Linked DNA regions of Mus musculus: region 1 is linked to region 2. Evidence: chromatin loops called from intact Hi-C (ENCODE). Cell type or tissue: gastrocnemius. All regions are shown on one strand. Links, peaks and the distances in the headings refer to the core of each region. The heading gives the core; the rest is flanking DNA. Region 1 overlaps Snap25 (synaptosomal-associated protein 25). Region 2 holds the start of Mkks (McKusick-Kaufman syndrome).

The links. Peaks named below come from ENCODE experiments on the same cell type or tissue, not always from the same donor. Only the 100,000 strongest peaks of a DNase experiment are listed, where the experiment ranks them.
Region 1: a loop joins it to region 2, with 2.0 times the contacts of the local background. A loop is called at or near these places in 3 of 42 quality-filtered maps.

The regions. Positions count from the first base shown.
Region 1 is chr2:136,729,077-136,745,500 of GRCm38, reverse strand. All of the region lies in intron 1 of Snap25 (synaptosomal-associated protein 25), which reads right to left. Among named protein-coding and RNA genes, the nearest start is that of Gm32659, 23 kb to the right of the region's middle. In gastrocnemius, for the core only: no CTCF peak of the experiment used is centred there; a DNase peak (open chromatin) is centred at 7,037.
Region 2 is chr2:136,877,516-136,893,939 of GRCm38, reverse strand. Mkks (McKusick-Kaufman syndrome) reads left to right here and starts at 2,534. Exons shown (of 6, transcript NM_021527.2): 1 at 2,534-2,897; 2 at 8,240-8,467; 3 at 12,301-13,689; 4 at 16,150-16,325. The coding sequence starts at 12,705. It overlaps Slx4ip (SLX4 interacting protein), which reads right to left and starts at 1,772. Exons shown (of 8, transcript NM_028834.3): 1 at 1,579-1,772. In gastrocnemius, for the core only: a CTCF peak has its summit at 6,890 (motif pointing right); a DNase peak (open chromatin) is centred at 6,891; H3K4me3 peaks cover 472 bases; H3K27ac peaks cover 178 bases.

The DNA of each region.
Region 1 (16,424 bases), core at 3,328-11,327, 150 kb after region 2:
TTGCTATTTTTCTCAGCAGTTCCTTGTCATTAAGACATCTTCTCATTACTGCCTGATTCGTGCCGTTTAAAATAGAGCACACTGTTAAAAACAAAAACAAGCAAGCAAGCAAGCAAACAAACAAAACCCGGGACGTTGCACTTTGAATAGACTTGAAATTTGCCTGGCAAAGCTAGAACTGAATGTATCAGGCTACATTCTTATCTAAATGTTAACAATTATTGCATCTTAGAAACACCTCCTTCTAGTTTTAACTCAGGCTCATTTATAGAGCACTCATTAGTGTTGAAAACAACCAGAGCTCAGCCTCCCTGAGATGCCTTTAATCTGCCCACAAGCAGCTTGTGGCTTTGTCTGTAACAGCCTGCCTCTATCCATCTGCTCCTGTTAACCTCCACAGCCTTGCTTACACCCCAGCCTTCCCTACATAGAAAGGGAACTGCAGAGTAATGGTTACTAATTCTGGATCCAGTTGGACCTATTTTTATATATTGTTGTCACCTATCTATTTAATTTTTCGTAAAATTAAAAAGAACTCACAATCTCATTGTTCTGTGCTTGAATTTAAAAAAGAAACCATTTTATTTGGCATGTCTGTATCTGTGTGGGGGAGCATGTGTGTCAAAGGAGAACATGCATGCACTTACATACACACAAAGACTTGGAAATTCAAAATTGTCAAGGGAAACAGTATACAGAAAAGGAGAAAGGCCTTTTTAATCTTGTTCAAGAAAACAGAAAAAAAAATTCCAATGAGTGAGGAATTTAAGCTTTCTCTTCTATATGAGTCCCGAGATGCAATGCAGAGAAGGTAGATTTACTAAATCATTGTTTAAAATGAGTAAGCTTTCGGCTGCAGCAGCCATCTTCCAGTAACTCGCCAAAATGAGCAACACAAAAGGAAAGAGGAGAGGCACCCAGTATATGTTCTCTAGGCCTTTCGGGAAACATGGAGTTGTTCCTTTGACCACACACATGTGAAGCTACAAGAAGGGTGATATTATAGACAGCAAGGGAATGGGCACTGTTCAAAAAGGAGTGCCCCATAAGTGTTACCATGGCAAAACCCGAAAAGTTTACAATGTCACCCAGCATCATTGTGAAAAAGCAAGTTAAGGGCAAAATTCTGGCCAAGAGGATCAATGTGGATTGAGCACATCAAGCACTCGAAGAGCAGAGACAGCTTCCTGAAGTGGGTGAAGGAGAACGACCAGAAGAAAAAGGAAGCCAAAGAGAAGGGTCCCTGGGTTCAGCTGAAGCGCCAGCCTGCGCCACCCAGAGAAGCACACTTTGTGAGAACTAACGGAAAAGAGCCTGAGCTGCTGGAGTCCACTCCACATGAATTCATGGCCTAATGTACACAAAGAAATAAAGTACCCGGACTGCAAAGTGTTTTCCTTAAAAGAATTAAAATTAAAATTAAATGAGAAAGCTGGTTACACAGGCCTATAATTCTAGCCCTTTTGGAGGGAGAAAGATGCATATCCTTGGGCTCGAGGCCAGCATGGTCTATAGAGTGAGTCCCAGGACAGCCAGGGCTACACAGAAGTAAAATTCTGTCTTGAAAAATGAACAACAACAATAATAATAATAATAATAATAATAATAATAATAATAATGTTATACTTCTTTAGCATCATCACTCTTAGTTCTGCTTCCTTGAATCTGAGACCCCTCCTTCACTGTACTTCCCCTATGACCCAGCAACAGAGAACAAGTCTTGCAAATGGTTTGCTTCAGAGAAGTCCCACCCCCACAGCCCTGCTCTTTTGAAGGATACACTACAGAGAAGGAATAAAATTAAGGGTGTGGCCAAGTAATCAGGGATCACTTGATGAGCCTTTGAACAATCTAACACAAATCTAGCACAAAGTGCTTTCTTCTATATGTGTCTGTGAAACCAACCAGGCTTTTGGAAACCTAACTGGTTTAGAAACCGTTAACCACCTTGGACTTATGATTTAGCCAATACTGACAGCCAAGCTTATAGAAAGCCCCCTTTTCCTAACGCTAGTCTCTAAGCTGCCTTGGTCCCTCCAGGGAGGGAACCCTCTTATGTTTCAAGGGCATTGGGTAGCAAATATTTATGTTTAGCATGCAATTAAGTCTGATTCGTCCTTTTACTGCAAATAAAGGAGCTATCTGAAGCTTTAGAGCACTTGTGCTTGCTGAACTGGTGGAGAAAGCTAGGAACCTTTCCCTGAGATCTCTGTGGCACAGACAAAGCTGCACCCATGTGCAGCAGTTCTTGAATCAGCAGCACTTCCCAGGATATTACAATGTTCCCTTTAGAAGTGAGGCAAGGCAGATCTTGCCTTTGGGTAATGGATGTTTTCCCAGATAATTCTCAGTAACTTTTTAATGTCTTGAATGACCCAATGCTGTTTCAGCTCTTAGTCCCAAAGTGTGCCTGAACAAAAGCCCTGGGATGAGTACATTGATTAAGCCAAGACCCATCTGTCTGGAACTTTAAAGGTTGCCTCCCCTCAGGACTCAGCAAGCTGTTTTCAGAAAGGCACTTCTCTTATGGGACTTTAAGAGAGAGATGGTGGGCCTCTCTCAACCCTGAGCCAAGAGTCTCTATGCAAACAATTTACTGAAGGGGTTCTCCTAGAGAAGACCAGGAAAGCAGATGAGAGAGTAAGTCCAAAGAAAGGAGGTCAAGCAAGGTGGATTCCCTGCATGTGGCTTATCTTGCAGGGAGCATAGAGCTCTAAGCTCTACTTTACACGCCACTTAGAACATGTCCTTCAGTAGAACAGGAGCCGAGCTTCTGTACTTTCAGAGCAGTCATTAGCTAAGGACATTTGGGGGGCACATAAACATGCAGGCATTTCTGGCATTGGGATGAAATAGCTCCCTGTGTGAGGAAAGTCTTAGGTTGTTTGTTTGTTTGTTTTCCAGCAGCAAAGCCTACAGAAGCTATGAAGGAGGCTGACAGGCAGTCCCAGGGTATCTCATGAGGGACCTACAGGGCTTGGAACAGGAGCTCTTCAGGGACTCTTACAGCTCAGGCTGTAGGGAGGAGCCATCTTAAAAACAGGTTCATGCCATCTGTGGGCTCTGTGGGAACATGATGACACATCCTGTAGAGGGATCCCTGCCAGGCAGCAGGATGGAAGGCCTGGCCAGGTCACCCTGCAAACTGCCTGACTAACCCTCTGCAGGTACCAAACCTTCGTTTAATGCCCAGAGTACAGAGACTACGTAGAGAAGTTTGTTTTTTATCTCATTGTACTGCATATATAGCTGTCAGATAACTTGTATCAGTATCCCCAAGCCCACCTTTGGAATGGCTGATAGCATGCATAAAAAGAAATCATGCTGACAGTTTTTGAAAGCCCTGATGAGAACAAGAGTGAGCACTGGGAGCTTAGAAAGCATTGCTTGGGTCCTTGTATGTGGTAGCTCATGGCAATGCTTTCAACAATATTGTGTGGCCTCAGAGAAGTCATATACTACAGCTCTGAACTGGTGGAGGGTCTAGGAGAAGGTGTGAGTGTGTCCCACACTGTCATTCCAAAAGGCAGGAAGGGATTACTCTAACACACACATCCTTCCCCATCTAGTCTTTGTTTTGATAACAGGCTCTTGGGAAGAGCAAGTGTTTGATTCCTGGCTTGAACTCAGGGTGTGGCAAGGTGAGCAAGTTACAGCTAACTTTAAAGAGCTTCACTCCTGCCTGTCTGTGAAAACAACCAGGCTTTTGAAAAGCTGGAAGGTCGGCAGTAAGGGTCATCACACTCTTCAAAAGCCTACCTTGGGCTTCTGATTTAGCAAATGCCAACAGAGCAGACTTCCAGGTCTTTCTGATTTCCTAACTGAAGCCAATCTCTCAGATGTCCTCAAGCTTGAAGGAAAGGGACCCTCCTATGTCACTTAAAGACTTTAAGTGGAAAATGCCAAAGAATGGCAGGCCATTATTTCTCATTAGCCTTTTTAATTTAAATGAGAGTCAGCCTAATGTCTTTACTATCCTCAGTTCTATAGGTAGGAATGCAAGGCTAAGAGGGTTTAAATGCATAGCTCTGGGTCCTGGAGGCAGTAAGCCACAGAGCTGCAGAGGTGGGAAATGACTCCAAAGAGCCAGAATTGCTTACTTAGGTTAATGTTAAAAACACTACCCAACTTTTAAATATACAAGACAGAAAATCATTCTTTTTCATTGTGTTGGAGCATTTAATACCTTTAGACTTATTCAAAGACTACAAAATTTTCTAAGATATGGTTTTCTTCGAATATCTGTTTAATTGTTTAACTGTCCAGGTTCACCTTGTAGCCCAGGTTGCCCTGGATCTCAAGGACTTCCTGTCTCAGCTCCTCAACTCCTGGCATTACAGGCAGGTGCCTTCATCCAGTGATTTACGATTTTCTTTTTTTTTAAACAGCATTATTGTAGTATAACTGATATAAATAAATGTGCATATTAAATGTAAAATCTCATAAATTACCATGAAGCCCTTGCCACAAGAAAATGAATGCATCTATCATCCCCTAATAGTTATTACCCTTGCTTCTTCTTAATCAGAGATTAGATTTTAAAGGTGGATATTTGTTTACAGAAGACTAAACAAATGAGCTTGGCCCTTGACCCATTGTAGATACAAATTCTTTCTTTCTGGTTGAAAATACATTGTCAACAAAGATCATAGTGCACTAATCTGCTAGAAATTGTCTTAATAAACTTATTTCAATTTTCCTCTCCTGACTGACTATAAATATTTGTTCCTCAGATACTCTGGGAATCTAAAACAATCTTTGGCATATGCTTATTACAGATTCATGTAAAAGTCATGATCTAATTCTTTAAAAATCATCCTTTGCAACAAATAACCCAATTAAAACTGGGGTACAGAACTAAGCAAAGAGTTCTCAAAAGATGAAACACATCAGACTGAGCAACACTTAGCCATTAGGGAAATGCAAATCAAAACTACTTTGAAAATTTGTCTTCTGCCTGTAAGAATGGCCAAGATCAACAAAACAAATGATAGCACATATTATGAGGATGCACGGAAACTGGAACACTTATTCATGTTGATGGGAGTACAAACTGGTACAGCCATGATGAAAATCAGTGTGGAGTTTTCTGAGGAAGCTGAGAATTCATCTACCTCAAGATCCTTTTCAGCATATACTCAAAGGACTCTACATCATACTACAGAGAGACTGGAAACAGTTTATATGTCCATCAACAAAGATTCACACTATTACTAGTATCTGTAGAGTACTCTGCATACTACTAGAAGAGAAAGGTAGTCATCAATATTACCCAGCTACAAATTCTGCAACAATAAAGCAGTCACCTGCCCTCCAAAATATACTGATGCAATAATGGCACAAATGCTATGTGTGCAACCAACCACTTTCTGCTTGGATTTAAGGTCACTTTGTGAAAGGGTACTCATACCTGATTCTGCTAAAGTTCCCAAGAACCTGAGAGTAGACAAGTCTAGATAAGTTTTAGGCCTAGGAAAAAGCCTAAAACCATCAGTCTGCCAAAAGAATTTAGCAATAAAATAACTCCTAACTGCATGTTGTTATGCCTGCTGATCAGAACCTCACTTAGCGAATTTCAAAGACACTTCTTCTTTCAGTAGATGGGACCAATCACTGGGAAATGTGCAGAGAGTGAGAGACTTTAGAATATTCAGCTCTAAATGGAGTGTTCGTCAAACCCCTCCCCCAAAGTCTCAGGGATTTGTGTGAAAGAAGAGGCAGAAAGAGTGCAAGAGCCAGAGGAGATGGATAACTTCATAGAAACAGTGCCTTCCAGACACAACAGGAGTGATGCAAATGCAAATTCACTGTGGCAGGGACCGTGGCAACACACACATAACATGCCCAAGTTCAAACTAGATAGAGGGGGAAGTGGACCTGGAATTCCACCCTAATTAAGAAGCTATTGCAATTGATACTTGCTTGCAAAGGGAAATTTTGTTTTCTCTAGTGGAGTCTCACTGGGTATATCAGCCACATTTCAGGACTTATTCCATGGCTGGCCAGGAGTAGTTTGCTAACATAAAAGGACCTCAGTGGTATTTTTGTGAACTATTTATATTATTCTGCTTTCTTCTGGCATTTTTGCCTCCTTGGTCTTTTGTTTGTTTTCATTTTCATTTTGGGGGGATTTATTTTGGGATGGTTGTTTCTTGTTTTGTTTTTTGAACGTGAGAGAAAGACCATATAGTTGAGCAGGGAGGGAGGGAGGATCTGGAAGGATCTAGGAAGATCTGGGGGAGGATAAAAGAGGGTCAAAATACATTGTATAAATTTTCCTTCAATTAAAGGAAAAGGGAAATTATTCTTTGCCACTACAAAATTGTTTGTGTGTCCTCAGTGTACCTAAATGTAAGAAAATATCCTCAAAATCTTCTAGAGAACAAACAAGAGATTTTTCAATTTCCCCTTAAAGATGGTGGAGTTACAGATGATTGTAGAAGGTTTGGTGACCATGTAAGAAAGCAAGCTTATGAATTTCATTACTCTGTCTTTGTTATGTGACAGTAGATGCACTCAGTGAATACTAGTGTACCCAAGGTTCTTGGTCTTATCAGCTCCCTAGATTTAAGATTTCCTCTTTTGTAGCTTTACAAATATCTAAAATTTCCATGAGTTCCCTTTTGAAGAGGAACATATTTTGAGCAAACAGGAGTTTCTGGTCCTGCAGTGCATTTGGCTACTTCAGGAGATGTGGCAAAAATGAAAGAGTTCATGAATAACACAACAGAAAAAGAACCCATGCAGGAAAGGTTAGCTGCTTTAATCACAAGGGCATCGCATCTTCCTCCAAGTGGATTTGTGTTCCTTTTTGGAAGCAGCCTCAGGTTTGTTTGACATTTCCAAGGGATCAGAATTCAGGCTTATTAATCCCTGTTCCTTTAGGAACAGGCCCAATGAGAATGGCTTTCTGCCTTTACTGAAATCCTCCAAATGTCTGTACACTCGCCTTTATATTATCCTCTCTCCTGCCCTGCCCTCCAGTCAACACAAACAGCATCTCCTGGAGGAGGCTGCTGGCCTGGGCCCAGGGCTCCTCTGGGAGCTTCTGTGACTCTTAGGCATTCAGTGTTGGCACTTCTGTTCTGTTTGCCTTTGGGTTCTTCATGTCCTCCTGCTCACTGTGACTGGTTCTCACACGGAAGTGGGTTAGTCCAGGTGCCTGGCACATGAGAACCATGGAGCACACATTCCTGTCACAAAATGTGTGAGAGGCCATTGGTTTGAGCTATGCCATGCATTAATCCCATGTGCCAAACTTAAAGTCATTCTTGGTAAACTTCCATGTCCCCAACCAACACTAAATTGTTTATCTAACGTTGAAAAAGGTGTGTGTGTGTGGGGGGGGGGTGAAGATGAGAGAGAGATACTAATGTGCCCAGACAAGTTAGCTTTAACTGGCATGATGAGGTCGGTTCTGCTTTATCCTATAAGGGGATAATGGTGACACCTGCTTTCCACTCTCTATTCCTTATTTCCTGAGCCTTTTGCTGTCTGAACAGCCCATTTCCTTTGCTATGTCCATTCACACACTCCTTCTACTTTAGAGAGCAAGGTATTATCCCGCTGTAGAATCACAAATAAAAGACTTCTGAAGGTCTTTAGGGCAACTTGGCTGGACTTTTGTCTTTATACATCTTTTGTGACACTTAAAAAAAAATGACACAGACCTCTCTCCTAAGAGTTTACTTGTATGAAGTACAATATAATCACATGTAAATATTGATTATCCTGTGTTATTTAGGGGATGATGACAAGAAAAAGTGTCTTCATATGTTCAGCACTGATAAAAAAAATGAACAGATTTTCTCTGCGATTGGTTGCATTTATTCACATAGAAACCATACACGAGGGCTGATTATGTGCTCTGTGCAGCTTTGAAGAACAATACTTCTAAAACTTTAGCTACAATTTTTTTTTTTTTTACCTTGAGAGCTTGTTTAACATACAGAGCCCTGAATTCTTCCCACAGTGGCCCAGGCCAGTTGGTCTGTGCCGAGGCCTGCGATTAGCATTTTCATTACAGGATTCACAAGGCTGCTGGTCCACAGACCACACTCTGAACAGAAGTATGAACACCCGGAAAGCTTCAGGCTCAGACCATGACCAGAAAAGCTACATCCCATTTCATGAGAGCCAGGAGGGAATTAATGTATAAGGATGGTTCTTTTATTCCCCCTAAGAAACCCAGCAAAAGCAATAAGAGACTCTTAGTTGTTTAGAAACAGCACCAAAGCCTTTGGAGAGGGTTCTTTTCTGTAGCCTTAAAGGGTGATGTATTGATGCTTTTCTTTCTGCTCAGACCTCACTTGATGAAAACTGTTATTCCTCTAGTGAGAAACACAACTTGTGTCTCAGTCTGGGGAGGCTACTTGCAGAGTCATTCCACGTTCGTCCATAGGCCTTCACAGTGAGGGTCCAGCATTAGGAAATGAATGAATGGGGAAATAAATGATTGCAGTCTCTCCATCTGCAGTATAAATATACCTAGCTCTGCGGAAGTGTTGAACAACCTCTCTGAGCGCTGTAGTCTCACCAGAAGTAAGACATGGGCTCTGGTGTGAGGTGAAAGCAGCCTGGACTAATGGTTTTCCATGAATTAGCACTAGAAAGGGTCATCCAGCTGTGTGTCCATGACCTCCTCATTAAATTTGAGCTTGCATTTTTTCCTCTGTGAAGCAGAGTGACTAGTGTGCTCCTCCATTCTGCTGTGAACAGAGCACTTCACTGTGAGGTGGATGGGCCTGCAGTATCAGCATTTCCTGCGAGTGGGTTAGAAATGCAAACTCCGAGGATTCAGTCCCACCAGTCACAAAGTGTTTTGGGATGGACATCAGCCATCTGTGCTTTAAAGAGCCACCCAGGGGATTCTGCTGAACTAGCCCTTGTTAGTTCTTTTCCCCACTTCTCAAATCGATAGCACTTAGAGATGTCTGGAAAGAGGAAATCTCATTTGAGAAAATACTCTCATTATATTGGCCTGTAGGCATTGTCTTGATGAATGATGTTGGAAGACCCAGTACTCTGGGGACCATGACATACCAAAGAGGTAATTCTGGGCTATATAAGAAAGCAGGTTAAGCAAGCCATGAGGAGTGAGCCAGTAAGCAGACTTCTCCCTGGCCTCTGCTTCAGTTCCTGCCTCTCCCGGTTCCTGCCTTGAGTTCTGCCCTGAATTCCCTTCACAGTGGACTGTGAAATGCAAGTTGCACTGGGTCACAGTGTTTATAAACAGAAAGTAGACTAGGACATCAGGAAAACAATCTGTGGAAATGAATCTTGCCTGGAATGAGGGATTCTTCATCCCTCTTTGTATCCATGCAGTGAGAAGGTGAATGACCTTAGCTACTTTAATGGATCACGAGGTAGACTCAATGGAACAGAGAAAAATCTTTGCAAGGGGCACTGTAGATCAACTAGCCAGTAAATGATCTTGCTAACTAACTTTATGATGAGTTGTGATGAATTCTGTCCAAACTACTGACTTGCACAATGAAAAGCTAAATAAATGAATCTCTTTGACCTCACTAAGTTTGGAAAGGGGGGGTGTCATTTGTTACACAGCATAAGCTAACTGACATACTGAGAATAACTAAGGATACTATGGTGCCATTATCTTCTTTCCGTAGCCTGCCCTTCAAACTAAGATGGCTTAATTCTTTTCATTCTCTTACATTAGGAGTTTTTCAGATAGTATAACTATCACTTTGAGTAAGCAGCAGGCAGTAAGTAGAGCAGAAACAAAGCATGCTCGCAAGGGATGTCAGAAATGGATGGTGCTGCCTTCGAATCTTTAATAAAAGAAAATAGGCCAAGGGGAACAAAGGAAACTTGACTTAATCTAAATTTTTCATATGGCATCTGAGAAACAACCAGTGATTCTATTCTTAGCCTGTTTCTTTACTGAAAGTGAAATTTATTTTCAGTTAGTGCCTATCATGCTCTGTGAGGGAAAGTTGAAGTTGGGGGTTAGGATAGAAAGAAGAGAGTCTGTGAAACTAGATTTTTTTTTCACCACATTTCATTTTATAACCAACCCCTACAACACACAAATGCTGTTGAGCTAGACCAGATGTCACCACCAATGGGAACTGATGATTGTTGCTGGCTTCTCTTTACCACTCTGATTATAGCCATCAGTTTGTGAGAGATCTGGAATGCTGGGTACCCCTGCAGCTCTTCCAAAACCCAAGAGGGAAGTAGGATTCTTGCCTCTTCATAAGCAGTTTTTTATTTGTCTAACATTGGGGTCATCTGGGTCTTAATTAGAGGTAGGAAGTCATCCCGTGAGCCCAGAGGAAGCAGAGTTAACAGTGTGGCATTTGCTTCATGTCAGTAAACTAAGAAGGGCCTTATTATCACTCTCATTTACATACATAGAAGATGAGGCACAAGAGGTTGAGTAACTTCCCCTTAGATCATGGCCTAGAACATGTGCTTTCAACCCTTGTGCTAACCTGGGCCTGGATGCCAGAATAGGGTTTGAGACGTAATAGATATTTGACAAATATTAGCGCTGACTGAATATCATGAGCTGTAGCCAGAGTGAAGTCCCCAGAGGCTGGTAATTATGCCTATAGAATCAATATTAGTGCCAAGGTCTCCTATCCCTTTCTTGCCACTTAGAAGCACATGATTAGCTCAGCTTGTCTGTTTTTGGATTTCAAGGGGTCGCAAAATGAAAAAATAGCCATTGAGTAGGAAGTATAAGAGACTCATCTGGGAGGTGAGATTCCTCAGCGAGTGTGCTGAGTCACTCAGGTTGTGGGTGCATCATACATGAAAGCAAGGACACAGATGAAGAACCCATGAATTGTGTACAGCAAAGGCCTTCCTCACCTGTGACCGTCAGAGCCACCTGTCACCTGCCACTTCTTCTTTCTCAAAATATCCTGGGCTCAGATACCCAGCCTACATCTGAGGGCAAAGAAGAACATAAAAGTGTCGCTTCTTTCCATTTCTTTTCTCCCTTGTTTTGTGTCTTATCATCCCCTCCCCCACGTACATGGGTAGACATGGTCTCAGTTCTTTTTCTATAGTTATGACAAAACAGCATGGCCAAGGGAACTTATAAAAGAACGCATTTAATTAGGCATATGGTTCCAAAAATTAGAGTCCATGATGGTGGAACAAAAGCATAGCAACACAAATAGCTGAGAGCTCACATCTTGATCAATATACAGGAGGCAGAGAAAGGCAAACTGGGCATGGCATGTGTGTTTTGAAACCTCAAGGTCTGACCCCATAACATAACATAACATAACATAACATAACATAACATAACACAAGCTTCAGCAAGGCCTCCCAATCCTTCCCAAACAGTTCCAGCAGCTGGAGACCAAGTATTCAAACTTATGAGTATGTGAAAACCATTCTTATTCAGACCACCACAGACGTGCACATAACATCCATACTTGCTATTCTATATTGCTCTAAACCAGGAAAATCCAATTTGAGATTCTGCTTTTGAAATGTGGCAGCTCAGAAATAGTTTAGAGTTAGCTGTTCACAGTGGAATCATTAGAATTCCAAGTTTACCTACCAACCTCCAAACGGAGTGGATTCACCTTATTAAGGAATAGAATGAACTCTAATGAACTTCTGTAGATATTGCCAGTACTATCTGACATTAGGTTACCTGGGCTGACATAGAGCTTTGAAGTGTCAGGCTCTGGAAAGGCATGCTTATAATTTTGATCAGAAATAAATTGACATATTTTTATCCCATTCATATACTATAAGCAAGAAAATGATTTCTTCCTTTGAAACCAGTCTTACTAAGTTGGTCTCAAATTTGTGATCTTCCTGCCTTACCTCCTGAAGCTGAGACTATAGGTCACATAAGTGTGTATGTGCCACACACCAAGCAGAGAGATGAGTTTATGATAGAAAAAGGTGAAAAAACAGGAAAAATAAAACATGAGTTATGATTTACATGTTTTTTCCATGTTCCAAATATGGATTTGGTAGCAAGTAAGCAAATCATAATACATGGTCATAAGTCTACGTAGTTACTAATTCATTTCTTTTTTAAAGAAAGATTATTTATTTTATTTATATGAGTACACTGTAGCTGTCTTCAGACACACCAGAAGAGGGCATCAGATCCCATTACAGATGGTTGTGAGCCACCATGTGATTGCTGAGAATAGAACTCTGGAGCTCTGGAAAAGCAGGCAATGCTCTTAACCACTGAGCCATTTCTCCAGCCCAGTAATTCATTTCTAACACACAACGAACAGCAAGTAGTTCTGTGGGAACTCCCAGAGTGTATGAAAGGTGACTCTGATAGTTTGACACCATGACACCTAGTGAATCCAGTGCACTACTCTGGGTCTGGAGACGGGATGAAGACATAAATATAATACCAAGAAACCTGGGATCAGTACTTTTGTAAACTCTGAGACTCAAGTAAACATTTATTTCACTAGACACGGTCCATAGCTCATCCAAGTTCTCAGAACCAGACGCATTTTCTGCATTGATAGTAACCATCACTATCCTGAACTAAAAACGAACAAGGATAGATTGGTCTCGCTAATGTGCAAGACAAGGCATGAAGATGCAGATGGGGGGGATTTATTGGATAATTTGTTATTGTTAATCATATGTAGTACTAGAGATGTAACACCAGGTCCTGTACATGTTAGACAAAGAATGTGTGTATGTGAGTGTTTGTGTTTACATGTGTGATAGAGAGAAATAGACAGAGACAGAGAGATAGAGAGACAGAAAGACTTTGCAAACATTCTCATCAGCAAGTAATGACTCGTAACATTACAGTGACTCCACTTGGATTTGACCACATGTACTTGACATGTTATGACAAACAGGACACTTCATCTCTGCCATAGTTAGCCTAAGAACATATAGCTCAACCAAACAAGGCAGTTTATTCTTATTCTGTTTTATGAAGTATTGCAAAGCCAGTTTGGGGAGCTTTCTACAAAATAGGTGGTGTGGTGGTGTGGTGGTGTGGTGGTATGGTGGTATGGTGGTGTGGTTTGAATGAATACTGTCTCCCATATGCTCATACATTTGGAGACATACAGTTGGTGCTGTTTGTAGACCTTATAGAACCTTTAGGAGGTGCTCAGGGGAATATACTATTAGAAGTAGGCTTTGAGGTTTTATAGCTCACTCCACTTCCCACTTGCTCTCTCTGCTTCTTGTTTATAGATAAAGATGTTATCAGCCAGCTTCCTGCTCCTGCTACCACACCTTCTCAGCTATTATGTGCTCTCTCTCTCTCTCTCGCTCTCTCTCTTTGTCTCTCTCTGTCTCTATCTGTCTGTCTGTCTCTCCCCCACCCCTGGAACCATAAATCAAAACTAAACATTTTTCCTTAAGTTGCTTTTTGTCATGGTATTTTACCACAGAAATAAAAAGTAGCTAGTACACTTGACCAATGTTTTCTAAGCCTGTTAAAGGGCATGAGTGATAAAGAAAGATCGAGACACTCGAAGGTAAGAAAAGACAGGGGACACCTGACAGCTTAGTCCACAGTAGAAGGCTGGAAGTCTTGGAATAGAAAGAGGACATTACTAGAAAACCTGAGGAAATCCAAATAAATATAGGATGTGTTCTGCCTGTAACAGACCTTTACGCTAACGTATTCGCTTTCAGAAATTTTGCTTACTAGCTAAATAGACCCATATTGATTTTCTGATTATAATGAGTCATGGTGCTGTAAGGTGCTATGGGAAATTAGGTGAAAGTTAAACCATCTAATCAACTATTGTGTAAGTCTAAAATTATGCTAAAACAAAATCTATAGTTTAAAACCACTCTAGAAATTATAATTTGATTTCTTTAGTTACTCTAAACCAGGCTTGGGCTCTGGGATTATTATTTTTTAATGGATATGGGATTAGAGAGATGGCTCAGTGGTTAAGAGTTCATACTGTTTTCAAAGAGAACTCAAGTTCAGCTTTCAGCACCCATGTTGGGTGGCTCATAATTGCCTGCAACTCCAGCTACAAGAGATTCCTTCTGGACTCTGCTGGGACTGTATTTACATGCACCCCCTACATATACACTCTTTAAAAATTAAAAAACTTAAAAAAAGATTACTGCATATTCTGATATATAGGCAAATTTCAAAACCCATGGATTTACATCGGAAGGAACTACACAGCTGTGGGACATAGCCTACATTATCAGGATCCTGTGAACGCTAGGCAGGTACTCTAACTAAGCTATGTCCCCAGCCTATTATTCCTTGCTAATGCATTACATTCATTGTTGGACTTGTCTGTTTGCAGAAACAGAGGCCAAATCCTCACTTTTTATATGGCATGAATGGATATTCAGATATAAGCTTTGTGGTTGAGAGTTGGGTGAATGAAACACCAATAAACTGAGTGCAAAGTGGCAGTTGATTCTTTATGGGTAGTTCAAATAGAATCTGTGGGCAATGGGGAGGGGGGTTCTCTTGTTACAAGCCTCCTGTACTAACTTACTTATTTAGACATTTGGGCCTTATGCTTCTTCATATTTTCTTAACCCACACTGCCCCTCTGTCCTCTCACAGGAAAGTTATAACCATTATAAGAAACGGTGCAGGTATCTTAACCCTATTCCTCTTAGTCTTTCCTGGCAGGTGTGTCTGCTTCTCAGATGCTGCATTGATGTGGCTCAGGGTTCCCATTTGGGATTCTACTGAGCCCTGCCTGTGGCTAAGAGGAGCATCCTCCCCTGAAGATGCCTGGGAGTTTGTACAGTCCTCCAAAAACTGAGTAATATAAGCCTTCAAAAGTCACCTCCCCAATCTCAAAGCTGGGTTCTATGCAATCTTTACTCCAGAGATCCCTGGGGATCAGGGGCACAGTATTGACCTGATCCCATACCCATGCTTAACTCTCCCCAGTTTCATCCTGTTTCCTTCATGTTCCTGTGAGTTTTGCTTGAATTTGCTTGTACACAAACTCTGCCATTCTTAGGAGGCAGACTCAGCCTCCATTCTTTACTGGATGTGATAAAGAGGCAATAGGTAGGGTTCTCTGGTGCCGTTACCTGGTTAATTGATGCTATTTTCCTTGCTGGCTAGTCCTGCCTAGCAGAAAGCTCTCAGTAAGTCTTTCCACCCTCCTTTCTGTGCCTGCTTCCTCACCTATAGGTGCAACTCTGGAACTGCAGTTGCCTCCTAGTAGGCTTGTTTTCATTCTTGCTCCACTTTATGTGAAAAAGAAAATATATCAGACCAAGTTAATTCCCTTCTTAAAATTCTTAGACCTTCTGGAGTCTTTCATCCAAAGCAAAACTCCTCACCAGGCCCTCATAACTTGGTTTGTATGTTTCTTTCCTAACAATTTTTCCCACACCCCTCCAACAGCATTTGTGGATTGATATCCTCCAAGGTTGAGCAGGCTTGGGGCTGCCTGTGGCTGCAAATCAACGGTCAGATATCCTCTCCCAGTCATCTCCGGTCTGGTCTCTTTGTAGACCCTGTCTTTATCTGGTAATTTTCTTGTCCCTCTCCCCAGCCCCATCAATGTGATGGCTATCCCTCTCTTGTCTTTAAAATGTTACCTCCAAAGGAGATCTTGCCTGTTATGATCACCTGTTTGCCCGTTGCCTGCTGAAGCACTTGGCATGCAATAGCTGCTGGATAAAATATATGCATGGCCAATAATAGGCAGTGGAGAATTCCAGTACTGTGGGTTCCAAAGCTCGCTGTGAGGATGTGGATCTACAGTGTTGAACCTGATAAGGCCCAGGGGACACTGTCAGGTTGTCTGTGAATGGCAGAACCTTAGTTCCAATTGCACCTGCTTTGCTACGCTACCCCACTGAGGTCTGTCCCAATCACAGGGCAAACCTGGGCTGCCTTGAGGTAAGAACAACAGCATTCTTGGGAAAAAAGTCCACACTGAATAACCTGGCAGTCCAACACTGGGTCTCTCTTGAGCAGGCAAGCCATCCCTAGGCCTCAGGCTTGACCCTCCTAAAAGCTCAGCAAGGTGGATGGGCATTCCTGTTTTTCCAGCAACCCATCAGCGCTCCATGGACATGCTTCTCTAGCTCACTGCTAAGGTCCCCCCATACCCCCACTGCGATTGCTGGCTCCACTGACCACTGAAGCCACTCATATCACTCCCTGGGTTACTAATAGGAAAAAGTACAGCTCCAGAGACCCCCTGCCTGCCCTTCTAGGGTTTGCTAGGCCTCCCTGGCACTGGGATCATGATTGCAGATTGAGCAATCAAAGTCAGAAAAATAGCTGCAGGCCCCAACTCTGGCAGTCAGGTGGAGCTGGCCTGCAAACATCAAAATCACACAGCTGAGAAGGCCGGCAGCTGAAAAAGCTTTGCAAGGTCTCTTTCCGTGCACTTGCACTGAGGTTGCACAAAATATCTCGGAACTAGCTGTAGAGGACCACTGAAGGAGGGAAAACGGATGTCTGATGAATTCCCCATGTCTTC
Region 2 (16,424 bases), core at 3,475-11,474:
TCCCAAGAAGCTGGAGTTACAGGCAATCGTGAACTGCCTGACATAGGTGCTGGGAACTAAACTCAGGTTGTCTAGAACAGCACACAGCTCTTGACTCTGGGCCAGCTCTCCAGCCCATGCCAGGTACTTAGGAAGCACATTGCTTGTATTAACTTAGCTAACTCTCACAGGAGTCCTACCTTACAAGTTAGGAAACTCAAGCACAAGGGTGGGTAACTGTCTTTTAGATCTCAGAGATGGAGCTGGGGTGAAGGAAGTAGGATGTACAGTCAGGGAAGACGTTTCAGAACTGATTTTTTTACCCATCCACACTACATCACTACCCTTAGTAGCACTGTAAAAATTGCAAACAAGCAATATTTCAGTGTAATAATGTTTTCCTACATACTCATAAAACATGAATATCCACAATGGAAACATTCATGTGAGACTCAGTAAAACAAATGGTGTTCATTCTTCTTTCCCACTTAGACTAAGGAAAAGACATATATGGCAAAGTAACAATTACTGGGAAGCTGGTTGACAAGGTAACCAGTCACTGGGACATTGGTTCAACACCCACCCAACCTAATACTCCTCCCTGTCTCCATGGTATTTTAAGTAAAGCCAAGAGGGAAGGTGAAAACCAATCTTACGCCTAACAGCATGAAAACCATGTCTCAAATACCTTAGTGTCATCTATATTCCACATAGTCTCCATTTCTATCTGCAACTGGTCTGAAGTCTGGTTTAGAAGCTTCCCAGGTGACTGTCATGGGCAGCCAAGGTTGAGAACTACTGATTTTCTTTTCTCATACAAGAAGACACAGAAGAAAGCCTGGTGCTACAAAAAGCTAAGGTAAGCCACAGTCCAAAGTTTCCAAGTCACTATTATACTGTGCCCAAGTGCAGCTTCTACTCATTCCAAGAAACATGCTCCCAGAAGATGCTGGGATGGCTGGTCGATGATTACACTGAGCAACAAGGCCATGCTACCTGGACTATTAGCCTTACAATTATGGCTATATACAGTATCCAAGAAATACGAGAAGTGAGAACATGAAGTTGCTTGTCCAGCAGTGCTAAAAAAAAAAACATTAGAACATTATGTTCCTGGTCCCAGCTTTGGATATATCAAAGCAAGTGGATGAAAAGGAGGTTTCGTTTTGTTTTGTTTTGAAGTTTACTTCTATATTTTATAGCACAAAACTAGCTAAGTATTCAACAAATTCAATGAATGAATGAATGAATGGGAAGAATATACAAACACAGCTGATCACATTTTAAAGTCCTCTGGGAGCTATATTCACCTCTATAGATGCAGAAAGCCATACAATTAATGATCAAATTTGCTGTTCCATCCATTTTGCTTTGTTATTCTACGGAAATTCCCTCAACGTTATTGTCCCTTTAAATCTCAGTCTTCCTGAACAGTGGTGTTTAACAATTCTAATGGAAAGAGAAGGAATACCTAAGAGAAAAATTGTGTTAAGTCCCAAAATCCAAAACAAAAATACGTATTGGTATAAGATGGCCAAACAGTTCGGTCCAACTGAGGGAAGAGCTGGGTTATCCGAACGAAGTATCACACGCTCTTACCTACGATGGTGGCGGGAGGTGGGTTCGGGCTGTAATGCTTTGTTACTGTCCGGGGTCACTGGTGGACTAGTATAGTACCTGAACGGGAAAACTCAGACTAAAAAGGCGGCAGACCAAGCTTCAGCAGCTTTGGCTTACTTCCCGTTTCCCAGCGTCCCCTCGCACGTTAGAGAATGCAACCAGCGCCCAAACACAAGATGGCATTATCGACTTCATTCGGTTGGAAGCCACTGCCAGCACCTACGATGGCGCCCGAAGCCCTGGCTAAGGTAATGGGATAGCCGGAAAGAACTGCCCAAACGAAAAATGGCTTCTGTCGATGATATCAACGCTTTATGGAGACCAAAATAAAAATGGCGGCCAAAGCGGATTTTTTTTTTTTTTTTAAGAGGTTGGAAAAGCCACAAATACAATTGGCAGATAATGTATCACTGTACGTCAACGATATGTACTGATGGACAACAACAACAAAAGCCGTGTTTTTCGTATCACAAAACTATAGGGCAAGAGTAGAAAATATTTTTAATGAGGAAGATTAAAAGATACGTTGAAAAATAAAGGTGCCTTTCACGGTGCCAGAGAAAAGCGAAATAAAATATGTTTAAACATAATTTCATAATGCTTCGGGTGGTTCAAAAGAATAAAAGACTTATCTCTGAAGAAAAAAAAAAGAAAGGCAAAGCCAAGGAAATTAACCAACCGGATCCGGCACTGAATTGAAGACTCCCGACTTCTGCCAACCCCGCTCCTAGACTGGGCGGAAGTTTCCTGCATGGCGACAGGCTCTGTCTGCGCATGTTCGCTCTCTGACGTCACTCGGACCGGCAGGGCGGAGCCAGTTTCTACAGCTTAGGGCGTCCTGAGAGAGGTGGGAATTGACAACTGAGTGACAGGGCAAGGCGCCTTGTGATTGGTCAGAACAGAGGAAACGCCACCTAGGACTGGTAACAGCTTCATTCGTTCTACAAATACCTTTCGAGAGAGCAGAGAGCCGCACGCTCTGCCACCTTCTTGGTGCTGTGATGTGATGTGATGTGACCTTTCAATTTTGGTAGCGCGCACAGACAGAATACACGTCTGCCCGTAAGATTTCCGGTGACGGCCGCAGCTTTCCTTTGCGGGAGCTTCACGCAAACCCCGGAAGAGGGGCGGGGGAAGGAGGGGTGGTGCGCGTGAGCATAGAGTTGCGCATGCGCCTTCTTGCCGCGCAGGGCAAAGGTGGTGGCGCTCCGCTGCGTGGTTGGTTGCTGTGCAAGCGCGATTTCTGGTTTCTGGTGGTGAAGGTGGCCTGACCTAGAGGTGCAGCTGCTGGTGGGCAGGTGAGAGGGGCCAGGCCGCTGGTGGAGAAGCCAGCCTGCGGCCTCACCGCGTCCCCGCACGGAAAGGTCGCGAGTGGTTGGGACAAGGGTATTTGGGGGCGGGGATACAGAGGCACCTGGCTACCGGATTGGCCCAAGGACAGCTTTCAAAGTAGCTTCAGAGCGGGGCGGTGGTGGTGCACGCCTTTAATCCCAGCACTTGGGAGGCAGAGGCAGGCGGATTTCTGAGTTGGAGGCCAGCCTGGTCTACACAGTGAGTTCCAGGACAGTCAGAGCTACACAGAGAAACCCTGTCTCGGAAAACAAACAAACTAAACAAAACAACAACAATAAAAACAAAGTAGCTTCAGGATGTGACTATCTGATGATGGATCAGTGTGGGTGAGGAGGAGTGACCAATATCAGGTAGAGTTTGAATAGAGCTTCCTCAAACTCACATGCACAAGAATTGTAACTGAAATGACAGACCCATAATGCCACAGGAACTGGAAATACCTTTAAAATGCACGTTATTTACAGTTGCTGGCATCTTGAGAAAGCAATAAGTTGACACGTTGGGGGAAATGAACAGCCTAAACTACTCAAGGCAAGCAAAAAGACAGTTGTCATTCTGGAGTTTTACTCTCGGGTTGTTAGCCAGTTTCTGAGATTTACATATCTCTCATCATTTCTTGCTTTTTCCCCTTATTCTCTGAACATGACCCAGGCACCTCAGTGGACACAGAGTCTGGTTAGTGTCTGTTGATATCAAACATGCACAACCTGCCATGGAGAGATTACCCCAAATAAGCAACTATGTATAGTTTGGATGTGAGGTGGTCTGGAGGTTTTTCGTTATTGTTATTTACTGGTTTCTAATTAATTTTCTGAAGATAACTAATTTGTAATAGAAGTTAAAGTTGATTGTCATGTTTGCTCAAAATTTCTGGTATTGCCTAACACCTCTGTATATGTAGATTAGGTATCCAGAAGTTCACACATCTGATCACTTGCCAACTCTTTATTAACTGTCCTCAGACAAACATAAGTGCCATCCATTCTGTCTTTGCAGCTTTTCTGTGCTGTAAAAGTTTTCTTATTTCCTTCATTGCTTACCTGGCTTCCACACTTTCACACACACACACACACACACACAAAACCACAAAACCTGTTTCTTGAGAATCTGAAATTTTATTTTATTATTTAATTTAATTTTTTTGTTTCTTTGTTTTTTAGAGAGAGGGTTTCTCTGTGTAGCTCTGGCTGTCCTGGAACTCACTCTGTAGACCAGGCTGGCCTCAAACTCAGAAATCTGCCTGCCTCTGCCTCCCAAGTGCTGGGATTAAAGGCGTGCGCCACCACGCCCAGCTGAATATTTTATTTTCATTTTCTTGTCTAGCATAATGAATTGGAGGCCAGCACAGGTTACATGTGACCCTGCCTCATGGAATCTCAACAACATTTTTTTTTTTAAGGCAAAGGAAAAACACATCCTCCCTTTTCCGGTGATCAAAGCACAGTACCAGTCCTTACCTATCTATCACTGAGTACCAGTCCTTACCTATCTATCACTGAGTCCAGGCTGCGGCAGGAGCGTGTATTGCACAGCAGGTTCTTGATGTGGAACTCATTAGTACTCTTGCCAGTGACTTAGCTGAGACAGTACAGGTGTAAAGAGGATTGAGGGGAGATTTGAAGTCCAGGCGATAGGAATCTACAGTTCATCCCTTTAAGTTATTGCTTTATGACTCAGCCATATTGACCTGGTTTACTCGATTTTCTGAAAACTCGTTGGGAAAAACTAAATCTGGATGGCCTTTGTATGCTGTAATAACAGATTAAACTGTAACCCTGTTAGGAGTATAAAGGTTTTCAGTGACAATCGAGGTCACTAAAACAGTCGCCTGTAAACTCAGCTTTAGGACTTCCTGAGAATCGTATTAAATGTTCCTCGACACTACCCTGGAGTTTGGCTTCTGTGGTTGTTCAGCCTGAGAATTTACATTTCTACTAAGTTCCCCAGTGACTAGTGCTACTGATAATGAGACCACAAAACAAGAAAGTCATTTAGAGGTCCTAAGTGTCGTCACTGCATCTTAGGAAGATCATCTGAGATGTCAGGATGTGGACAGTCTTGAAGAGTGAGGGGAAATGTAGAATACATTATATCCAGATTTCTGAGTTGGATAGCTTAGTATATTTTTAATCTTGTATTGTTTTCAATTATGTATAGATGTGTGTCTCCTTGTTGGATATGTGCACTGAGTTGCAGGTGCCCTTAAAGACCTAAAGGTCTGTCAGATCCCCTGGAATTAGAGTTGCAGATGGTTTTGAGTCACCGGATGTGGGTCCTCTGCAAAAGATTTTAGCTACTGAGTGATCTATTTCTCCAGCCCTGCTTTCTCTTTCTTTTTGTCTGACCCCCCCCCCCCAATAAAATACAGGTATAACAGCAGTTTGGAAGGAAAGAAAGTTTGTTGTTGTTCATGACTCAGATCAGTTTGGTTTTTGTTGTTTTAATTAGTTGTGAGACAGTTTTATGTCATCTAAGTATTTGCTCTTTTGCTGAAGGATGGATGACCTGGAATAATGCTATCTTCTCAGTGACTCTCTTGTAGTTCCCAGGCCTGAGATTACAACCTTTGTTTCTTTATAGTGGAGAAAAATGGTCACAAGCGTGCAGAGGAAGATGACCTTTAAGAGTAGTAGGTTGACATAGAAGAGGGACCAATAGGGTTGGAACTGACAGCAAATGAGACTAGACCATAGGTAACAGAAGTACCGCTTACTTAATCTAGGCAGTAGGGAAGATTAAAATGAGATCTAGAACAAGTACATTTTTACAGACTGGACAAGAAATAGAGGGATCAGTATCCCATACAAAGGTAGAAAAAAATGAAAATCTCAAAAAGGATGAAGGGTAGAAATTGGCCCTTTGAATTTAGAGACAGATAAAAACCCTGCTGTCACACTGAGGGCCAAACAACTGGACACTTAATCCAGAACAGTCTGCATAATTTCCATTCTCTTTCCCCACACTAGTGCCAAGGCCAGATGACAATCAGGATAATTATAACTCAGATATAATAATATTAGATGATAATTTTAAAAATCAGTGGAATGGAATGGGAGACATCTGAGACAGCTCTAAATCACTGTGTCCTTTCTAATGAATCACAGACTGCCAGAAGGTTGGTACTTCTCAGGCATCCATCAGTTGCATTTTAGACCTTATAGTTAGTGACATGCTCATATAAGGTTTTCAGTATTGTTTGGTTTTAATTACCTTTACTGACATCAAATAGATTTCCCCAACTTAGATGTTGATCAAGCTGTCCTTGAGTGGTGAGTGAGAAAAGCAGTAAGATTGTAGAGTGGAAACTGTAGAATTCAACTGCAAACCATTGGCTCACTGGGAGTAGAAGTTTAGTTTTAATTTGGTGTATGTGTATTTACACGACTAGAAAAGTCTAACAAAATTTGTGCCATTTTAGGGGAGATATCTACAAAGTGTGGGGGGAGGGCAAACCATTCTTCTCTTTGCCATGCTGGACAGGTTAGGCGTGCACACAGTATGGATTCCTTTCCTTTAAATCTGTACTTGTACGGCACTATATGCTGCATGATGATTAAGTCCAGTTAGACATAGCTATTTCTTCAAAGGTTGTTTCTTTAAGAGGAAAACTTTAAGAATCTTCTCTTCTAGCCATTTTTTCAGTTGTGCCTGGTGTCTACACTAAAGACCAAACTTGGACTGTTGCTTAAATTGAAAATAACAACTGTTTTTATAAGGACAGTATTTTTAAAAGAACTATTCAAGTCAATGATTGGAATTTACAACTATCCAACATCAACATTTTCATTAAAGACAAAGTAATAGTTAATATCAGACATCCCAAGCACAAGAGCCAGGTCAATTAATTTTAAGAACCTCGCTGGTATTCTCTTCATGAGTGTTTTGTTTTTCATATATTTTAAGCCGAAGGAAACTTCACACTGCCCAGAATGCCAGCAGATGGCGCCCAGGAAACCTCATAGACAGAATAAGAATCTCTTTTTTAAAAAGTCAAAGAACCCTGTATTCAAATGTTAGTAGAAAATAACTAAACAATTGTTTTAACTGGCACTGTTACAGAACAGAGAAATCTGATATCGAGACCCAAGTGTTTAGGATTTTCTAGGACATGTAATTGCCTTTTCTCTCTCCATTTTACTGTCATTTCTTTCAGCTTGGGAATGTAACAATCACATAAAACCTGACTAAAGTCTTACTGGAGAATTGAAGAGATAAAATCTCCTAATGCAGAAGTGAAAAGAGAAGAGTTGCCATCATAGAAAAGAAATAGACTTTAAAGATACTTGTGGTCTGATGTATGTAGCTCATTGTTGTCCCTTGGTGGCCCATATGGATGGTTGCCCAAAAGACTAGAACAAGGTGGAGGTGTAGAACTTCGTTCAGGCAGTGTTCCTTCCGTAGTAAAAACGAGCTAGGGTGAATGGAGCTAATCTGAGCAGAATGGATGGTGTAACTATAAGATACTTGTGCTCTGATTTAGGGCAGAATGGATGGTGTAGACACTTGTGCTCTGATTTAGGGCAGAATGGATGGTGTAGACACTTGTGCTCTGATTTAGGGCAGAATTGATGGTGTAGACACTTGTGCTCTGATTTAGGGCAGGTAGCATGAGACCATGGTCAACCTCTGCAATCCAAGGCAGGCTCAGAACATGAAATGTGATGCACTAGGCTCATTTACCACTGTGACAAATGTCCCCACACACTGGGAGGCGTTCATCTTCATACCATTGTGGAAATTCTAGGTCAGTGCTCCCAAGCAGAAGCTCCTTCTAAACTTTTGAATAATATCCTTTTTTCTTTGTTTTGTTTCCATTTTTTCTAGACAGGGTTTCTCTGTATATCCCTGGCTGTCCTAGAACTCACTGTGTAGACTAGGCTGGCCTCGAACTCAGATTCATCTGCCTCTGCCTCCTAAGTGCTGATATTAAAACTGTGCACTACCACCACCCAGCTTGAAAAATATCTTTATAGTCAACTTATTTTTTAAATTTGTGTATTAGTAGTTATCTTTACTATATGTCTGCACACTGAATATGTTCCTGATGCCAGCGGAGACCTGAGTGTTGTATCCCCTGGAATTGGAGTTACAGATGGTTGTAAACTGTTTTTGTGGTTGTTGGGTTCCAAACCCAGGTCCTCGTCAAGAAAAGCAAGGCCACTGAGCCATCTCTCCAAGCTATAAGTGAAATTTTATTGAAATACAATATTGTTTGTGTTTGTTGGCATGATTTGAGACCATTTATGTTTTGGAGTTGATTTAATTTTCCCTTTTAATCTTTTCTTAGGTGTGCTGATGTCAACAGACTATGAGCTTTCAGAATCTCTGGAGAGAGTACAAAGTTCTGATGGTTATGGTACCATTAATTGGGTTCATACATTTGGGGTGGCACAGAATCAAAAGCAGCCCTGTCTTCCAAGTTCCTAAGGACGATACCACTGAGCTGGATAGTCTGGGACTTGCAAGTCCACCAAAGAGCCAAACCTAGGAGAAGTAGCCATCTTGCAGTTTTCAGGTAAGTTCCATTAAATCTGGTCAACAGTGTATTATTTCCCAGGAAGAAAAAGACTAAACTGAAAATAAATAAACTGTTATTTTTTTTGTTAAGGTACATCCAAATAGCCCTTTTTTTTAAGACAAAGATAGGCATATTTGCAGTTCAAAATAATTTATGAATAAAAATCACTGAAATCAAGAGGATGTGATTATATAATTCAAGTCTCTAATCCTTCATTCATAATCCCAAAATTTGAAAAGTTTTAAAAAGCAAAACTTTTGCATAGTGACAATTGTGGCATTTCTGTGTCTTTAAAAAACACAGAAATAGTATAAGAAAGTGCTTTCCTTTGGATTTCAGGTGTGGAGATATGGGTCTGCTTCTGACTGTCCCTCAGCAGCTATGATTTGCCTGCTGAGCTAGCAGAGGCATGGTTTCTTCAGCTGCAGATAGTTTCTGCAAGTGTGTGATATTTGGAATTCTGGAAACTTCAGAGAGCATAGAAATGCTAGGGCCCCAGGAGGTGGGGTTGATGGTTCTTTGTGGGTGAGGGGGGTTGTATGCAGTTTGTTAGTATTCATGCTCAAAGAAGAAACAAAAGGAAAGGAATTAGATTCTCTATCTCTGTCTTTTTCTCTCTTTCTCCTTCCCTCCCTCTTTCTATCCTTTTTCTCCTATCCATTGATATGGAGTCAAACTGGGAGGTGGGTTGGGAGAGTAAAAACAAAGTAACAAAAAACAGCTATGTATTTGTCAAACTCCTTTAGCAGCAAGACTTGATTTGAATTGACTTGAGGCAATTGGAAGTATTTCTTCCACTTAATCCTAAACTTTAAGTTCTCTGTAGAAATGCCTTCCATTCTGAGAATTGTGTTGATTGTGGTACACACTAACTTTTTTTTATTAGAGGACAGGGTATAGTGGCCGGCACCTGTAATCCCAGGATATAGGAGAGAACAATAAGACAGGAGGATTTACGTTAACATTTTACTTCCTGCTGCCCATAAATATAAAGTTCCTGTTGAGCTCTGTATGAACTAATAAACAGGATAAGTGAAGGAGCTTGTTTCCCTTGTAGTACACCGCCTTACAAAAATAGGCTATGGAGTACTGTGGTCCATGGCCTTAATTTACCAACTACTGTGATGGGCCAATCCATCTTGTCATTGGGCTACCCAATTATGCTGCTCAAATTCTGGACCATTTCTTTTCTGCTTCAATTTTGCCCCTCAATTAGTCACTTAGCCCAGAATGCATTTGTACAGAATAGGTAAAGGAACATGCTGTCTGCCTTCCAAATGCATCAGTGCTCTGGCAGTTTGAGTATCTGCTGTCAATTTAAGCGTGTGGTTACACAGTGTGTACTCCATGGCCATCACCATGTCTGCAGTGTTCAGTGTCCCTTCTTGCATCTTACTAAGTCGGTGCTTATGTTGGATTTTTGACGTGACCCAAGTAGTCTTTGGTGGAAATCTCAGCTTGAGTAGTTTTTGCCTCAGGCCTAAAATGAGTCAGTTTTACAAAGAGCCCTAATTCTCTTTAGGAGAAAGTAGTCTGCAATCATATTTTTAGTAACACTTTACATTCTCTTGATTTAGAAAGCAAAATTTTGTTGATGCTTCAGTCATCTATAGATTAGAGTGGGCCGGGCGGTGTTGGCACATGCCTTTAAATCCCAGCACTTGGGAGGCACAGGCAGGCAGATTTCTGGGTTCAAGACCAGCCTGGTCTACAAAGGGAGTTCCAGGACAGCCAGGGCTATACAGAGAAACCCTGTCTCGAAAAAACAAACAAAGAAAAAACATTAGAGGATCTGATGGTACATGCAGCAATCCTCATATGTCTGAAGAGAAGAGGCTCAGGAGTTAATTGTTACCCTTGACTACCTAGGATATTTGAGGCCAGCCTGAGCTACATGGGACCCTTTCTCTAGAAAGTAGGAAGACGATTTAAGATTTTATTAAAAATAACTACTATTGTTAAGATTTTGCTGAATCTAAAATAACCGTTGAAATAATTCTACTATCTTCACCTTGTTAAGTTGTCAGGATTTCATGCCTCCCAGCATGGACTTTACTCCCTAGGCTTACGTGGACTGCTGCTGCACACATGCATCTCCACTGGGATGTGATGACATTGTGTGGTGCAGAGATTGTGACGAGTCATGACCCCCTTTTCTCTTGGTTGGCTAGGACATTCTTTAGGGCTTCTGTATTTATTTGCATTGATCAACATTTTGGTGAGCATTAGTTAACTAAGGACTCTAAAAATAATAGACTAGTACTTAAAACTATAAAATTAACTCTGACTTTAACCGAGTCTTTATAGCATAGTTTGTATACTAATATAGTTGTTTTGCAGATTGATTCAACTAAATGCAGACTATACTAATGAGTTTGTGCAGTAGGAATACTAGCAACTACTGATTTAGTTTCTTGTCCTGTTACTTTAACAAAATATCCTGACAAATTTAAGGTGGGAGGGAATTTTTTTATTTTTTGGCTTACAATTTCAAGCTACAGTTCTTTATTGTGCAGAATCTAAGGTGACAAGAACTTAAAGTAGCTAGTCTCATATCCACAGTCAAGAGCACAGAGCACTGACGCACCCAATTTTCTTTCATTCTCTCTCTCTCTCTCTCTCTCTCTCTCTCTATATATATATATATATATATATATATATATATATATACATATATATATGTGTGTGTGTGTGTGTGTGTGTGTGTGTGTGTGTGTGTGTATGTGTGTATTTATATATGTTAATTTTTTTTCTAAAATCCTTTCCTTAGAGAATGGTACTACCCACACTGCAGGTCTCTCACTAATTGAGTAATTACCCCATTGAGTTTCCCATCACAGTGACTCTAGAATGTGTCAAGCTAACAGTTAAAATTAACCATCATAGCTATCTTGCTGTCATGTTATGTACAGACAGGATTTTATCTTTATACATTCCTATTCAAGCGTAGTTTCAAAGCTAAACAATGATTTTTTTTTTTTAATTACACCAAATAAAGAAATTTTCAGCACTGGAAACCGTTTTGTTTTGGACCTGTACAGGCGCTGGGCAAACTGCCACAGTTGCTGTGAGTTTATGTGTGTGCCATACTACTATGTCTGGAAGATGGTTTTCTTGGGAGTCATCCATCACCTCTAGCTTTTATACTCTTTATACCTCCCCTTCCACGTGGTTCCTGTGGTTTGATGAAGATTTCCCATTTAGGATTGAGTGTTTCAAGGTCTCTCATTCTCTGCACATTTTCCTCTTGTGAGACTCTGAGTCCTTATCTACTACAGGAAGAAGCTTCTCTGATGACGGCTGAACAAGATTCTAATCTATAATAGGAGTCATTTTATTGCCATGATCTCTTAACAGAATAACTGGGGTTTCCTCTAGGTTAAGTATCTATTTTCAGGTTATTGACCACTTTGGCAGTGTCAGGCATGGGTTCTGTTTCATGAAATGGACCTAAAAATCCAATCACGTAGTGTTTGCTTACTCACATGGTTGTACCACTAGTGCACCAGCAATAGTGCAGACAGGTCACTGTTGGAGGTCAAAGGGTTCGTAGCTGGGTTGATGTTTCTTTCTCTTAGGGTAGTGTGCAGAGTACCTTCTACTACTGTGAACACTAGTCAGTAAGGGTGAAAAAGCCTCAGTTTTCTAATGTGCCATTTGTCTTCTAGAAGCAAAGGAGTATTAAGTCCATTGGGTTCCCTTTCTCACTTCCAGTAGGCTTGTGACAGTTAACATTCTCTTTCTTAAAATTGAGCAGAGTATTAAAATTACTAAATTTGCTACCTATAAAGTATTATGGAATTATTCTAAATTTTTTTAATTTCTTATAGAAAGAAGCAACTTTGAATCTGAACTTGATAATAAAAGAAGAAATGAAAAACCCCAGTTGGATTAGAAAGAACTGGCTTCTTGTGGCTGGGGTGACTTTCATAGGCGTCCATCTTGGAACATACTTTATACAGAGAGTTGCAAAAGAGTCTGTGAGGTCTGAGGCCAGAGGCAGACAAAAGAATATTGAAGAATGAAGCAAAATAAAGACTTTGGATTATTAATGTCATTAAATTAATCTATGCTGGTTATTGTCTGAAACCACTTGATTTTGTAGCTGGTAATGCTGCATGTGCAGACTCATACCTGGAGACCAGTCTTTAATGTTCAAACACATGACAGTGCAATAAAATGAAAGCCATATGAACAAACTAAAGCTGCCTTCACAAGTTACACCTGAAGCAGGATGTCTCGGTTAGAAGCTAAGAAGCCATCGTTGTGTAAAACTGAACCATTGACAAGTGAGAAAGTCAGGTCCACACTTTCTGTCTTGAAAGGAGTCATAGCCTCATGCTATGGCCCTTCAGGGAGGCTGAAGCAGCTACACAATGGATTGGGAGGTTGTGTGTACACAACCTCACAGTCCTCAGCCCTGCTTCGAAACCTTTCAGTCACCCATCCCGTATTAAAGATCCTAACGTCATCCGTGCAGAATCACGTGTCCTGCTTCAGTGACTGCGGCTTATTCACAGCCATTCTGTGCTGCAACTTGATTGAAAATATTCAAAGACTAGATTTGACACCCGCAACTGCTATTAAATTAAATAAATACCTCTTGAGTCTCTGTACCAGTTATCTCAAGTCTGAAGCCTGTAGTTGTCGAATCCCAGTTGACTTCAGAAGTACACATACCTTCCTCAGCTTGGTACACAGTATCTTAACAAGCAAACCAGCCTGTATGCTCACCAGAAAGGAAACAGATCACATAGGTGCTTTGATTTTGAAAGCTTTTTTACTTACAATTCCAGAAAGTACAGAAGAACGAATGGTTTTAGGGAAGAGTATAATTGTTCCCTTAAAGGGCCAAAGAGTTACAGATTCTACTGTATTACCTGGACTACTCATTGAAGCATCAGAAGTTCAATTAAGGAGGTTATTACCCACTCAAAAGGCAAGTGGCCTTAGGGTGGCACTCTTCTGTACATCTTTATCTGGAGATTTTTCTAATGCTGGAGAAGGAGTGGTGGTGGCCCATTACCAAGTGTCCCTTGAGAATGCAGTTTTAGAGCAGTTGCTTAATCTAGGAAGGCGACTAGTCACTGATCATGTAGACCTTGTCCTGTGCCAAAAAGTAATCCACCCATCTTTGAAACAGTTCTTCAGTGAGCGCCACGTTATGGCCATCGACAGAGTTGGGGTGACTCTGATGGAATCTCTAAGCAAAGTGACAGGTAAAAGGCTCTCCTGGCTTTTGCCCATTAAAGTTAATGCATCACTCTTTCTGAGCAGAGAGGTTTAGTTTGTGTTACTGTTAATACCTTGAACATTTTTAGAAGCCACCAACTTTACAGCATTTATATCATCTGTAAGCATGTCTGTTGTTTCTAGAAAAGATCCCATTGCCCAGTTACTAAAAACTAGAACGGCGGTGGCCATTCCCAACCTCAGGTGTAGTCTGTTGTGATCTAACCCTCAGATATTGTATAGGCAGTTGAAAGGTCTAACATAAGTATAAGGTCTTAAATTTACAAAGCTTTTAAATCCTCTAACATTCAGGACATGGTTTTTCTGGCTGGAATGCTTCATTTTCTCCACTTTTATTATAACTCCAAGAAATATATCTATGCTGGACATTTACCAAGAATATCTATAGCTGAGTTCTTAAGATCAAAGGGCACTCTTTACTGACACGGATGCTAATAGGCCTGGCCCTCAGACCTTTAAAATTAGTTGGTGAGTAACAATCACAAACTCAGCAGGCAAAGCACACATACATGGTTAGGACAAAAATAAGTTGAATTTCTCATATGAGTCACCTCTCAAATCAATGTACCCATAACTGCACTGACAAGCTCAAATTATCAGTTACGTTCATTTTGATTGCAGTGGTTGCCTTTTGCTGAGCAAGGTCCACCTGTGTTTTGGGGCTAGTCATAAAGTTCTGACCACAAGCTATCACACCTGCCTTGTGAGTTACAACCTACTGAATTAAAGTTCACTAAAAACCATGTATGCCAAACATTGGATATTGTCAACCTAGTGACCACCAAAATGAAAGTTACTAAGAACATGCAAATAGTTACTTGGAATTCATTTTTTATGATCTAAATTATCTACTAATTTGCATTAGTTTAACTGTTTGCAGCTTACTTCACCCAGTACATTGGCTATTCTGGATTTGTAAATTAAGGTGTGGGATGTTTTCCAGTAGCACCAGTGCTATGGGAAGCAGGCACTGGTTTTCTACACTAGTCCAAAATTGTTACTTAACTCAGATACCTAGAACACAAAATGAAAATTCCAATTCCTAAAATTTTCTGGTATCTGGGCATGATAGCACATACCTAATTCCAGCACTTGTGAGGAAGAGACAGGATTATCAAGATCCTCGGTCCTCATCTACATAACAAGTTCAAGGACAGCCTGGACTAACTCTCGGCAAAACAAATCTGCACTCCAAAAAAGTGAATTGCTACAAGTTATAGTTTTGATATTCAAATGTTAAGTGTTATTTCTTACGGAAGTCCATGTAGATTCCTTATATAACTTAACTACCTCTAGAGGTTTTGCAAATATTGAAATCACCTTTATTTATATTTTAATTTGTGATCTATGTAAGAATCAAGAACAGTATAGTGAATTAAGTGTTATATTCTTTATTTTTGCACTTGCATACCTATTTACATTAAAAGAAAAACTCATAGGCAAAAGGGAGTTAGTGACTTAAAGAGAGCCAAATGACTTCTTTTAAAAAGGACTTTTCTGACCCTTTTTCAAAAGTAATGAGGTCCTTAATGTGGTTCTTTTTTTTTTTTAAACAGGGGGATCCTGGACTTCCTAAAAATATGTTCATTTTTTTTTCATGTGCCTTTTCCTGAACATTCAAAATAGCTTTTAACAGATGTTCAGATAGGTAAGACTAGGCATGTAGCTTAGTGGCAGAGCATCTGCCTAACATTGGCATGGCTGGGTTTAATTCCTAGCAACACACACAAACACATACATACACATACAATTAAATGAATAAACAATACCAATCTGCCTAATTTTGTTGACCTGGAAAGTCCTGACCCCACTGTGAATAGCATTAAATCCTGGCAGGAGTTCTGAGACAGTATAAAGCAGAGAAGGTAAGCTGAGCACTAGCATGCACGCATGCGTCTTGCTGTCCTGACTCCAGGAATGGCTGCTTTGAGCTCCTGCTTCTGTAGCGTCTCTTCTGTCAGGAGCTGTGCTCCAGAATAACCCTTTCCCCCTTAACTTGCTTTTGATGGAGGATTTTTTTACAGCAATGGAAAAGTAACTATGACAAAATCCATAAACAAAAATAGCCCAAACAAGCAAAGATGGCCACATGTACATTTGTAATTTCAGCATTCAAAAGGCTGAAACAAGAGGATAATTGCATGTTCATCTTGGTCTACATGGTGAATTCCAGGCCAGACAGGACTACATAGCAAAATGCCATGCCAAAAAGAAGAGGAGGAGGAGAAGAAATAATATTTAAATAGAAGAATGTAAATTTCAGAGATCTAAGAAGATGCATTTTTATCCTATATTTCATATTTTTAATAAGCTTGGTGGAGTCCCTTATACTAGCTAGGAATTAATGTTTGTTGGTTTGTTGATATTGTTTTAAGGGTCTCATCTTTGCTTACACAGTTTATATTTTTTATACTTTACAAATATAGGAGCAACGCCTATTGGTTCTCTAAACCCAATAGTTTCTACTACTTATGGAAGTGTGAAAGATGTGTGCTCTGCAAGATTTGGCTCCAAACATTTTTTTCATCTTCTTCCTAATGAGGCCACTGTCTGCACCTTGCTTCTCTGCAGCAGAAATGACACCGCCTGGGAGGAGCTGAAGGTAGGTGGATTCCAAGGCCTTCAGCAGGGATGAAGCAGTCATGCAAAGGGTCTGCAGGGTGAGGTCTGGGTTGTTTGTTTTGGTTTTTCATATTTTTCT